4 separate regions of the Homo sapiens genome follow, and all the other regions are linked to region 1. A link is a contact called in ENCODE Hi-C or POLR2A ChIA-PET data. All regions are on one chromosome and are shown on one strand. The core of a region is the stretch at or near the end of the contact, and the rest is flanking DNA. Distances in the headings are between cores, read along the strand shown.

Region 1 (2,997 bases), core at 318-2,817:
ATTCTAGAAGGAACACCAGTATGTCCTTTCCTTTACCCACCCTCCTCACTGAGGGTCCAGCAGTTCCGTACCCCCTATCTGGGGCCCAAAGGTATGGCGGTTCAGCTCCAAGACTCTCTTTGAGAGTTGGAGAGCTCAGAAAGGAGAAAAGCGCCTCCAATCCACCAGAAATCTAGTTACAGGCCTGGGAGCAGAACACGGAGCACAACTGTGTAAGGTAGGAGAGAAGGCAAATCCAGTTACCCGTATCTCCTAGGCTTCCTATCAAAAATAAGGCGTGTTTCTAAACAGGCGCTTTTCATGAACCTGGCAGAAACTTTGCATGGCAGGTATACTGTTCTCCCTGTTTTACATACCAGGAAATTTGCCCACAGCCCACTCTTAAGTGCACCTTCCACTGCTCTATACTGCTTACATACTCATCTCCACCTGGACTAAGTCCTCTGCAAGGGCAGCTCCAAGTGTGGAGAAACCCGAAGTTTATTTAATTTTGAAGACCCTCTTAAAAAGAAAAATGAATCCAAAATATCTTACTTTTGCACATTTTATAAAAACATACAATCATGTGAATACAATGTTGGGGCCCTTCCCCGGGCCTTCAAAGGGGCCCTAATGGGCTTCATCAGCCTCTGCCCCTATTCATCTTTGTATGCCTAGAACAATGCATGGCACAGAGTAGGCAATCGGTAACTGTTGAAAAACTGATTTCCTCACCCTCACCTCAATTGTTCATCCCTTCTTCAACCCTAGGATTCCCTTCCCCCAAATCTGTTCCCTGGGGAAAGCTCCCGTTTCATGACACCTTCCCTCCCAATCAGTAACAAAGCCTAGAGATTCAAGAACACCGGCTCCGAAGTCAAAACTCTGAATACAGATCCGGTCTCTGCCGTTTATTAGCTATGTGACCTTGGCTGTGTGAGCTGACTTGAGTCTCAGTTTCTCCACCTGTAAAATGGGGATCCCAACCCCCTGCCCTGCAGGGTCGCTGTGATTAGCTCAGATGATGCAAGCGAAGCACTAAGCACTAGGCCCGGTACTTACCCACTCAATAAAGCTAGCTGTTGCTAACAACCCCCTCGGACTCCCGCACCCTTCCCTCGCAGCCGCTCCCGCGAGCATCACTCCAAAGGCAGCGCACCCTGCTCCCCACCGTCCCCGAACCTCACCGCGCACAGGTTCGGCCCCTCCCGGCCCCGCCGCCTTGGCGAGTGAAGCTCGGCCGCAGGAAGAAGAAAATAAGGCCCAGATGACCCGCCCCCCTCTCCCGAGGTCCATTGGCCTTGAAGATTGGAAAGGACCAATCTCAGAACCCATTCTGGAAGCTCCTTCTCCTATTGGCCGAGAAACATGCCGATCACTCACCGCTGGAAGACCCACCCCCACCGCCCCTCCCCCACCAAAACTCACGGTCACTGCTACAGCGGCAATGATCCTCGAGAATTCCAAAACCCTATAGTTCTCACCTACAGCCCAAAGCCCCGCCAGGGCTTAGGCTCAGCTCCTGCTGTCGCCACTGGCCGATCCTACTGCTTTTCCAGCAGGCGAAGGCCGAAACTCCGCCTCCTCTAAAGTCGGCATCTGCGCAGCCGTACAGAGTCAACCAATTCAAGGGTGGCTGCAAGCCATACACCAGCCAATGAGCACGCGCCGCAGCCACCTCCCAGTCCCGACCTCAGTGTGCTCAGCCTATGAGCGCCGGCTCGGGCTGTTGCCGGGAGGAAACGCTGTACCACTAGGGACCGCGGCCAGTGAGCCTCTAGCTGGATCGCGAAGCTGGCCAATCATAGGCGGGCTCCTGGTCACCCATAACTAATCAGGGTTGAAAGAAGCTAGTACCTGGAAGTGGGCCGGTCCGGTAGATGGGTAAGGGCGGTGAGGTTACTATAGGATGTCGCTAACGAAAGGATAGGCCAAAGTTTTCTTGGGATGAGTATCCTCTTTGCCTAACGTGGAAATGTGTCGGGGCCCTTAGGGGCAGCTTCCGAGCTCAGGGAGTGCTGAAAAGATGACCGTCTTGTCCCGGTTTGTCCTGGGTGTCTCGGTTTTCAAAACAAAATCCCGTGGCCTTGGAAACCCCTCATTCGCTGTCAAGCCTGAACAGGGAAGGGAAGCTGCCCTGAGGGTCATTAGGACAGACCATGAGGGAGGCTCTCCTTAGGGTCATTAAAAAGCAATTCCTGGCCGGGCGTGGTCCCTCACGCCTGTAATCCCAGCACTTTGGGAGGCCGAGGCGGGCGGGTCACCTGAAGTCGGCAGTTTGAGACCGCCTGACCAACATGGAGAAACCCCGTCTCTACTCAAAAAAAAAATACAAAATTAGCCGGGCGTGGTGTTGCATGCCTGTAGTCCCAGCTACTCCGGAGGTTGAGGCAGGAGAATCGCTTGAACCCGGGAGGCGGAGGTTGCGGTGGGCCGAGATCGCGCCATTGCACTCCAACCTGGGCAACAAGAGTGAAACTCCGTCTAAAAAAAAAAAAAAAAAAAAAAAAGCAGTTCCTCAGTGAGCGGGGATTTGGGGGATCATTAGGAGCAGCTCTTGGGGCGGAGAGGGGGGCATCCTGGGAATCAGAAGAGGCACTTCTGGAGGGCGAGGGGGCTTCCTAGAAGTCATTAGGAGCGGTTCCTGAGGGGTAGTGAGTCGCCTTAAGGAATTCCCAGATTGTCAAGGGTAGTGGGGAAGGTCAAGTAGGAAAGTAAAATACCCACAACCAGAGTCATAAAAAAATATACAGAATTACCATGGATGAATAATGGGGTAGTGCCCTGGAAAGAGCTATATGGAGTCAGGCCTGTGTTCAAAACTAGTAACTTCTCTGAGCCTGGGAGTTCACATCAATAAAATGGAAAAAATAATGCCTTGCAAATTTTGTAAAGATGAGAGTTAATGAATGTTGGCAAAAAGAACATATTTCATAGAATGCTATGGACCAATCATGATTTATGCCTCAGGCTGGGTACATGCCTACTGAAAAAAAAATCTTTAAAAAAAATAGTTTC
Region 2 (2,997 bases), core at 234-2,733, 3.0 Mb after region 1:
GGGCTTTTTTTTGGTTTGGAGCTGCTTATTTGAAAAAACAAACAAAAAATTCAAAGTACACATGGGAATGGGTATACTTTTTAGGCACATATACAAGGAAATAAACCAAGACCGAAAATTTCTGGCTAGCTCCCTTTCCCTTAAAGGGGAACCTAACAATATTTACTCAACAAATAACTACCAACTACCTAATATTTGCTAATGTGGCTTTGGAAACTCAGCCATGACCTGTATCCTTCCTAGAGCAGCAAATTTCATATACAACATCTCAAAACTACTTGTATGGTCCTGAGACTCAATAATGTATAACTGTTCTATTAATACACTTCCCAAGTCCGAAAATGTCCCCTAAAATGCTTCCTATATCAGATTTTGTCACTTTAAATCTGATACTACTTAATGCTGTGCTTCCTAGGCTCGGACAGAGCACACTTCTCAATAGCATTCCTCTCTCGGTTTACTTGCTCCTCACATCACATCCCAGGTCCGTTGACTCTGGACTCCAGGGCTCCACCAAAACCTCAGTGTTTGAATGCTTGCACTCTCCAGCAAAATCCCTGATCCGATTCTACCGTTCAGCTATGCCCCTAGCCCTGATGCCTTTCTTCCTACACCATACACTCACACCGTGGACTTCAGGGCCACTTCCAAACTGGGTCACATTAGCAACCCTGGATCTCGAAGACTCTCAGCCTGTCACTTGGGTTTCGGTGTTTCCAAGCCTGGAACCCTGAGGGCCTGCACACCCCAATCTTGGGCCATGCATGTACCAGGAAAAGCACCTCTGAAAGTGAGTGTCCCCCATTCCCAGGCCATGGCCTAAGCTACCCCCAAAGTACCTGCCAGGCCATCACCCTCTCTTCCCCCTTAAAGCCTCTAGGCTCGCCCTCTCGCCGCAACCCCACGCCTGCGCCGCAGGGGGTCATTGCCCCAGCCGCCCTAGCCCAAGACGCGCGCATCCCCGCAGCCTCAGATTCCTTCATCACCCCCTAGACCGGAGCTGGCGCGTCCAATAAGGTGCCAGGTCCGCGGCCTCCCCGCCACCGACCAATCACGAGCGAGCCCCCCCGCCGTCGCCTTCCGCCAATGGGAGAAAGCCCGCGGGCCGGGCCGACGAGGCACACGGACCCCACGAGCGCGGCGGCGGCGACAGCAGCGGGCCAGGCAAGAGCACAACATGGCGGCGGGCAGGACGGACCGAGCTACAGCAGCGGCCGCGCGAGGAAGTGAGGTCTCTGGCGAAGGCGGGAAGCGCTGCCCCTCCCCCCGCCGCCGCTTCCCTATCACCCTCGCACAGAAACTCCCGCACACTCACACACCTCTGCTCAGGAGTCCAGGAAGAGCAGGAGCCGCCCCCGCGCTCCTACGGAGTCGGGCAATGCAGAGGCCCAGGCGCGGCGGAGGGGAGGGGGAAGTGTGCGTCACGGAGAACGGAGCGCGCGCGAAGCGGGGGCACAAGCAAGATGGCGGCCACGCCGTTTGCACCGTTTCCCCTTTTCCCTTCCCCCTCCCTTGGCGCCTGGACTCCCAGTATCGTGCGGTGCGCAGAAGCTGTGCTCCTTGAGGTCTCGCGAGAATTGGGAAGGGGCGACGACAGAGGGAGGCGGAATGAGATCTGAGAGTTTTAACCCCGCCCCCTTTCGGGAGCTCGAGATCTGAGTTTTGACCCCGCCCCCTTTCGGGGGATCCGGAGGCGCTGCCCAGTGACCTCCACCACCCTGCCTATCCTTGTGGATCTCCTTGGTGCGAGCTTGAATTTTAGGAAATAAGTAGGTGTGTGCGCGTGCCCTTGAGTTTTAGGAACTAAGTAGGGGCGTGTGTGTGTATTTGTGTTTTTAATTTGGGGAGAAAGAACTGGGGGATGAAGGTCGACATGGCGTTCCAGATTAAGCATGCCGTTCAAGTAGACAGCTACTGGCACCTTAAATTCATAAAAGAGCATTTAGCACCAAACTGTAAAGTGATGTCCTCTAGAATAAAGAACAGTACTTACCAAGAATAGTTAGCTTGTAACCTTACGTCGACATAGTTGTTCTTATTTGAATGCAGATTTTAAAGTTTTATCACGCAGTTGGAAACCACAGCTACTATGAGCATGGATTTTTTCATACTTATCTCTTTCATTTCCGTGACCACTTGGTCCAAAGGCATCAGGATTGTATCCATTTTACAAATGATAAAACTGAAGCTCAAAAAGGTTAAGTAACTTGATCTAAGTCCCCACAGCTAGTAAGTGTCAAAACCCCATCCGAATAACTTCAAAACCTGTAGGTATAGTCATCAAATGTGTCTTGAATGGAATTACCTACAGTGAGAGTTAGTGCATTAGGTAACAAGCGCAGAGAGGAATGACTGCCTCTGCTGATGGTAACCTTGAATTTTACAAATGACACTGGAGCCTTTCTGAGACTAGTGTTGCATGGGTCCTCAATAAAATCACACTGTTGTTACTCACTTCCTTTGGGTTTATAACCCTGGTGATAAAGTAATTGAGAATAGTGGAGTAAACCCTCGACTTGAATTCAGGAAAATTGTTTTCAAATCCAGTTTCAATAAATCTCACATCAGGCACTCTATTTGATGAATGAATGAACAAAACCTAACTATAAGACACTTGACTTCAGGGAGTCTCAATTCCTTCATCTGTAAAAAGATCTAATTCCTAACTTTTGGTAATGTTGGGGAGAGTGAATGAAATAATGTGAGAGTGCTTCGTAAATTGCAAAAGTGTTATAAAGAAGTTACTGGTAAGAGCTACGAGTGTCTCGCTGCACTCTAGCATGGGCGACAGTGCGAGGCCCTGTCTCAGAAAAAAAAAAAGTTACTTATAATGACATTTTCAGACATGAGAAATGGCATAAAATTAAAAACAGATTCAAGAGAATAGTATGTTGAGATTGTAGAGACAGATGTAGCTAATGGAAAAAAGCTAAATAAGTCTCTCTACAGATGTTTATTGAGTACTTATTGCATATACTATGCTTGCCAAAAAATGTA
Region 3 (2,997 bases), core at 356-2,855, 2.3 Mb after region 1:
AGCTCTCAACACCCTGTCCTCACACCAGCAGGGGCCATCACCAGTGACCCCCATCCTGATCTAGGTAAGGGGGGCAGCAGCCACCCCATGGAGAACTCAGATCTCAGGTCACCTGCCGAGTTCCCCACTCCAGGCTGGTTGGTGCCCTAGGGTGAACTCTGGCACCACAAGAAGAACTGTGGGCCCATGGTCACACTCCTCACCCTGGGGACAGCTCCAGGAAGCGCAATGATAGAGATTTGGGAGGGAAAGCCGGCATTGGCCCCAAGTCATTATTCCAGCGCTCTAAGAAGGGTGCCCTGGTGGAAAGGGTAAAACAAGAGTCACACAAAGCAGACTTGGGGGAGGAGGGGGAGGCTCCCCAATGTCCGCGGCCTGGGAATGGGTTCCTCTGCTATGCCCCCAAGGACAGGGTGGGGACGTGCCTCGGGGACGCCTCAAAGCGGCAGTCCCTTGTCACCCTACCAGACCTCCCACCCCGCATCCCTCCCCGCAAGGGAGCACGCACACAGCTGCTCCCAGTACGCCCCCGCCCGTCCGCTGGCCGGCCCCACGCCCTGGGCGCACACTCTGTGACCCCGGGGGGTGCCAAAAAGCCCTCCTTCTGACGGCCCTCCTGGAGCCCAACACACCTAGCAGCCCCTGGAAGCCCCAGTCGGCGTCCCCAGCCCCCTCCCCAGCCGGACGCCCCCACCTTCCAGCCGGCCGAGCTGTTGCTGTCGCCTTTATCCTTGAAGTAGGGCACGTAACGGACCATCCAGTCGTAGATCTGCGAGAGCGTGAGCCGCTTGTCCGGGGCGCTCTCGATGGCTTTGGTGATGAGGTCGGCGTAGGACAGGTTCCCCCACGCGTTCCGCCGAGAGCTCTTCGCTTTCCGCAGCGGTCCGACCTCCGCGCCCAGGGGCGGCGCTGGGGCCATCGCCGGGGCCGTAGCCCGGCGCTCCGGCCCGCAGTCCTCGGCGCCCTCGGCCACCCCTGCGCCCAGCGCTCCGTCCTCGTCGCCGGCCAAGTCAGGCTGCGGCAGGGGCCAGGTACACGAGCGCGGCCGGCTCTGCGGCGCGAAGTCCGGGTCCACGTCCACCTGATGCGCTCGCAGCTTCGCAGCCATGGTCCCGCCCGGCTCGGGCGAGGAGGGGAGGGAGGCTTCGCGGAGGGTGGGCGGGCGGCTCCGGGATCTGCACGCCCCGGGGAGGCCCGCGGGAGGGGTCCCTGGCGGCGCTGTCTCAGCCGCGGGGCGCCATGGGCCGAGGCGCGGAGGCAGGGGGCTGGACGCGCTGGGGAGCACGAAGGGAGGGAAAGACCTGGGCAGTGAGGGGGCGGCGGCCCGGGAGCCCAGCGGGCACACACCTCGCCCAGCCCCGCTTCTAGCACCTGCCGCCTGCCTGCGCCTGCAGCCACCACCGCCACCGCCGCTGCCGCCGCTCCCCGGGCGCCGGCCCTGCGCACGGGCCCTGCTCTCCCGGGACGAGGCCGGATTGCACCATGCCGGAGCCCGAGCCGGTGCCGGAGCCCGCGCCGCCGCCGCCCGGTGAATGCTGCCGCCGCCGCCGCTCCGGCTCCAGCGCCAGCTCCCGCGCCTGCCGCGCTCAGCGCCGGCTGCACCTCGGGATGGGCGGGGGACGGGGAGGGGGCGGGCCCGACGCGGGAGGGGGCGGGGCGTTTCGCCTGCGGCCGCGGAATCCTCAGCCAGCCCAGGTGCCCCGCCCGCGGGCTGGGAGACCGGGCGCTGAGCTCCCAGCTCGGGGCGACCCCGCCGCAGCCCCTGCAAGCAACAGCGCCGCCTACGGAGCAGGGGCGGAGCGGCTGGCGCGACCCCGCCCCCTGCTCGGCGCGGAGGCGGGGGGGCTAGGGGGCGGAGCCCTAACACTCCCATTGGTCCGCGGCTGGACTGTCCTGCCCATGGGCTCGACAGGATCCCTCCCAGAAGCGCGTCACCGGTTATTGTTACAACCCGGGGTTTCCCGGGGCAACGGGATGGGGCGGGGCTCAGGGCACTGGCCCCGCCTTCTACTCCGGAGAGGACTGCCCCGCCCTCTGTTTGTAGACTCCTGACGTTCCCAAGTCTCCGTTCCAGGACTCTGACAGGGAGGATGATCGAACTCTGCTCTTCTTTGTGCCCTGGACTGAGCTGGGGAAAAAGAATGGGTCAAGAATACCTGGGTTCTAGGCTAGGCTTTGCCACAATTCTCGCTCCTCCATCCGCAAACATGTTCTTCATGGTGCCTGTGGTCATAGTTTTAGAGCTCCAGTTCTCAAAGTTTGACGCAGAGCAGAATCATCCCCTAGAGCTTGTTAACATTGCTGGACCCCAACTCCAGAGTTTCTGATTCGGCAGGTCTGGGTTGGGGCCCCAGACTTTGCATTTCTAACCAGCTCCCAGGTGATGCACGAGAGACCACACCTTGCAAACCATTGTTTTAGAGTCTGTGGGAGGTTCTTACTGCGGTTGTTGGAACAAGCACTTGTCTAAAGTTCACAGTGTTTGGGGAGATGCTTCTCAATCAGTTCCTGGATATTTATTGAGCACCTCTGACGCACCAGGCACTGTCCAGGGCTCTACAGTGAGAGCAGCAACTGAAACAAATGAGGTCCCCTACTGCATAGACTAGTCAGGAGTCAGATGCTAATCAGATCATCACATGAGCTCAGAAGGGCGAGGCTAGCCGAGAGGTTGGGCAGTCCGTGGCCTCATCCTACAGGCTGCTGAGCTAGGTTTCCCAGTCACCACTGCACCTGCTGGCCTTCGCTCAGGGTATTTATCCCCTCTGCCTAGAACACCATTTCCCCGCCGCAAGGCCCTCATCAGAGATTCTCCCACTCTTCAAAGCTCCGTGCAAATGTCAACTTAGCCCTGACACCTTCTCTAGCCCCAACTCCCAACACTTTCTGTTCTCTGCTTGCCCAGACCACTTGTTGAGCTGCCAGCAACACCTTGTGCCCCTTTAGCACAATATTCCTATTTTGCCAATCAGGAAACTGAGGCCCAGAATGAGCAGG
Region 4 (2,997 bases), core at 303-2,802, 2.0 Mb before region 1:
CTGAGTAGCTGGGACTACAGGCATATGCCACCACGCCCAGCTCATTTTTTGTATTTTTAGTAGAGACGGAGTTTCACCATGTTAGGATGGTCTCGATCTCCTGACCTCGTGATCCGCCTGCTTTGGCCTCCCAAAGTGCTGGGATTACAGGCATTAGGCACCGTGCCTGGCCCCAATTTTTGTATTTTTTGTATAGAAGGGGTTTTGCCATATTGCTCAGGCTGGTCTTGAACTCCTGAGCTCAAGCAATCCACCTGCCTCGGCCTCCCAAAGTGCTGGGATTGCAGGTGTGTGCCACTTAGCCTGATATAACACTTAATAAGTTACTACATGTAAATAGCTGAGAACCGTCCCTGACACAAAGCACTTTACACAGGAGGGACTGATTAAAAACTCTAATGTAAGCAGCCAGTAAAAACAGGTGAATGATAATATGGATCTAGATCTGACAATTTCATTCTTAACCAAGAGAATGGGATGTCTAAAAAAACCTACAGTTGCTGCTTAATTTTAAAAAATCGATTGGGCAGGGCGCAGTGACTCGCTCCTGTAAGCCCAGCAGTTTGGGAGGCCGAGGTGGGTGGATCACGAGGTCAGGAGTTCGAGACCAGCCTGGCCAACGTAGTGAACCTCCCCCCCGTCTCTACTAAAAATACAAAAAATTAGCTGGGCGTGGTGGCAGGCGCCTGTAATCCCAGCTACTCGGGAGGCTGAGGCAGGAGAATTGCTTGAACCTGGGAGGCGGAGGTTGCAGTGAGCCGAGATCGCGCCATTGCACTCCAGCCCACGAGACAGTGCGAAGCTCCGTCTCAAAAAAAAAAAAAAAAAATCGATTGAACTAATTTATTGATCACAGATCTTAGGGCTGGGTCAAGAAATCCTGTATACCAGTTAATGTCTTCATACTATACTTAAGGAAGCAAGTAGGGAGGTAAGTAATCCTGGGCCTCCGAGTAGAATTTAGATCACACCCACACCCACCCACCTGAGCCCCAGACCAAAATGCCCGCAGAGCGTACCCATCACTTTTGTTCAAAATCACTTTCTTCTTAAGGACTTTCCAGACCACTCCATTTAAAATCTCAACCATCCCCCCATCTTTGGAAACTCCCTTTCCTCTGTGGCACGTGCTTTCCAACTAGTGGGTATTAAAAAGTGATAACCTAAAAAGTCCAGGGACGGCAGGTGATGCGGGATTAAGGACTGAGACTCAAAGCTTAATCCTCCTAATATAAATGAAAAAGCTCAATATTCCCATTGCCCTGGTGGGAAGACTGCAAACTGCCAGCTTCAAACTGACCTCTGAGAAAGGAAGGCGGGGTTTAGACGCCAGTGTCTTCGGGAAACCCTGCCCGAGAGTGCCCGCGTCTCCAATTTACTACCAACCCTTGGTGCCCTCCCATCCCAACGTCGCAAATTTACTACCAACCCTTGGTGCCTCCCATCCCAACCTGCACCTGTGGCGACTTTGAGACTTGCCAGCGTTGCACGGAGAGAAGGAAAACAACCGCAACAACAGCCCAGGTCCACTGGAAAGGCACTTCCGGCAAGTGGATTCAGAGAGGCCCCTACTTCCTGAGGGCTGAAAAAAAATGAGTCCGGGTAGGGACTTGACCTGCGCTAATTGGTTCCTAGGCCCGGCTTTCTGTTTGGGGGCCATTCTTAATTTCTAGTTGAATCCAGATGTTGAACGGTCCTTGAAGTTCTATTCCAGGGCTCCCAGGCAGCAGAATCTGCCCACAGAGTTCGGGTAAGTAGAGTGCAAGTACTGAAACAATCTCAGAATGATGGTGGTGAAGGAAGGTAAGAGACGGGATTTTAGGCCCAGTGTGACCTGAATTGCTTGCCATCTGTGGGACTTATGTTTTACTTTGCAAAACAGGGTTTATAAGGCCTATGGGGACACATCTCACTGCATTAGGGCCCTTTACTATCATTTAGAGGGGGAAAAAAGCCCAGTTCTTACATCCATTTTCTTTGCTGGGACCTATAAACTTCATTAAGGGTTAAAGAGCACAAGAGCAGGATTTTCACTTCCATGAAAGGTGTGGTGATAAGGGCCCTAGGCTTGGGGGTGGTTCGGAAAGTCAGATCATTTCTCCTACTGCCCTCGGCTTTATTTCTCGGCTATGTGACCTTGGGCAAGTCCCTTCTCTTATCTAGACTTGTTTCACAGGAAATGGCACCAGGCAATTTTAGTGCCCTTCCGTGTCTATGGATAAAACTGAAGACATGTAGTAGGAGATCTCAGGGGCCCACGCCGGCCAGTCCCTCCAATCCTCCGGATTCTAGGTAGTCTAGCTTCCTGGTTGCCAGCCATTACACGGTTTAGCTTTCCGTGCCGGATGGAGCCACAGCGAAGTCTTCCTTAATAGTAAGCGCTTTTAGTCGAGCTAGGCCTTCAGTTTTATTGCCTTCTCTGTCATGGCAGCGCCGCCCCTTCCAGTAGTGCGATACCCAATGAGACTTCAGGTAGGAGAAACGGCACTGTCGCAAGCGCAGGCTCTCGCCGGAATCCCGCCCTTCGCTTGGGCGGGGGAGTGACGCCTGCGCTCCAGGGGAACTACTACTCCCAGCGGGTAGCGCGGCCGACGCAGCCGCGCAGCCTCCGGGGCCAGGCCGTGTGGCCCGCTGGGGACTGGAGTCTCAACGACGCGCACACGAGAAGTAAGGAGCGGAAGGTGGGAAAGGGCCGGAAAACACACGTTCCTCCGAAACCGGTTTGCAAGTCCTTGTAGAGGTAGTTTCGGGACGCGCACTGGCCAAGGGGCGGGCTGTGGGAGGGTGAAGAAAAAAGGGATACACACATGCATACCCACCCACTCATTCATACGCGCCCAGGCCCTGGAAGTGGGCAAGGGGGTTAGAAGGGGCGTACTAAACTAGGCTTGTCCGTGCCTCAGGCGGCACGAGGAAAGGCAGAGGATTCAATTCTGTAGGGGGCAGAGGTGACCATGCGCCGCCTCAAGCGGCGAAGAAGGGAGCCGGGGGCGGGGC

What was found. Hi-C counts contacts between places; a loop is a spot of excess contacts on that map. ChIA-PET counts read pairs that join two places held with the same protein, here RNA polymerase II (POLR2A). Pooled maps may share reads with other maps.
Region 2: a loop to region 1 is called in a pooled map, with 16 times the contacts of the local background. The contact joins the promoter of NFYC here to the promoter of KDM4A in region 1. A Hi-C loop is called at or near these places in 6 of 50 pooled maps. POLR2A ChIA-PET finds 5 or more read pairs at or near these places in 2 of 52 experiments (GM12878 and activated CD4-positive, alpha-beta T cell).
Region 3: a map of naive thymus-derived CD4-positive, alpha-beta T cell shows a loop between it and region 1 (26-fold over the local background). The contact joins the promoter of FOXO6 here to the promoter of KDM4A in region 1. A Hi-C loop is called at or near these places in 1 of 168 maps with a recorded cell type or tissue (naive thymus-derived CD4-positive, alpha-beta T cell) and 6 of 50 pooled maps. POLR2A ChIA-PET finds 5 or more read pairs at or near these places in 1 of 52 experiments (T-cell).
Region 4: a loop to region 1 is called in a map of naive thymus-derived CD4-positive, alpha-beta T cell, with 14 times the contacts of the local background. The contact joins the promoter of TMEM69 here to the promoter of KDM4A in region 1. A Hi-C loop is called at or near these places in 1 of 168 maps with a recorded cell type or tissue (naive thymus-derived CD4-positive, alpha-beta T cell), 1 of 37 single-sample maps with no recorded cell type and 9 of 50 pooled maps. POLR2A ChIA-PET finds 5 or more read pairs at or near these places in 1 of 52 experiments (A549).

Annotation. Positions count from the first base shown.
Region 1 is chr1:43,648,719-43,651,715 of GRCh38, reverse strand. It overlaps KDM4A (lysine demethylase 4A), which reads right to left and starts at 1,567. Exons shown (of 22, transcript NM_014663.3): 1 at 1,464-1,567. RefSeq lists a silencer at 1,681-1,800.
Region 2 is chr1:40,690,190-40,693,186 of GRCh38, reverse strand. NFYC (nuclear transcription factor Y subunit gamma) reads right to left here and starts at 1,483. Exons shown (of 10, transcript NM_014223.5): 1 at 1,320-1,483. NFYC-AS1 (NFYC antisense RNA 1) reads left to right here and starts at 926. Exons shown (of 1, transcript NR_024567.1): 1 at 926-2,997. It also overlaps a transcript of RIMS3 not described here. RefSeq lists enhancers at 496-545, 566-735 and a silencer at 976-1,075.
Region 3 is chr1:41,360,042-41,363,038 of GRCh38, reverse strand. It overlaps FOXO6 (forkhead box O6), which reads right to left and starts at 1,605. Exons shown (of 3, transcript NM_001291281.3): 1 at 695-1,605. The coding sequence starts at 1,108. RefSeq lists silencers at 890-1,109, 1,310-1,969 and enhancers at 1,768-2,062, 2,130-2,199.
Region 4 is chr1:45,686,736-45,689,732 of GRCh38, reverse strand. It overlaps TMEM69 (transmembrane protein 69), which reads right to left and starts at 1,552. Exons shown (of 3, transcript NM_016486.4): 1 at 1,458-1,552. It also overlaps a transcript of GPBP1L1 not described here. RefSeq lists enhancers at 1,541-1,610, 2,560-2,889, 2,910-2,997, 2,986-2,997.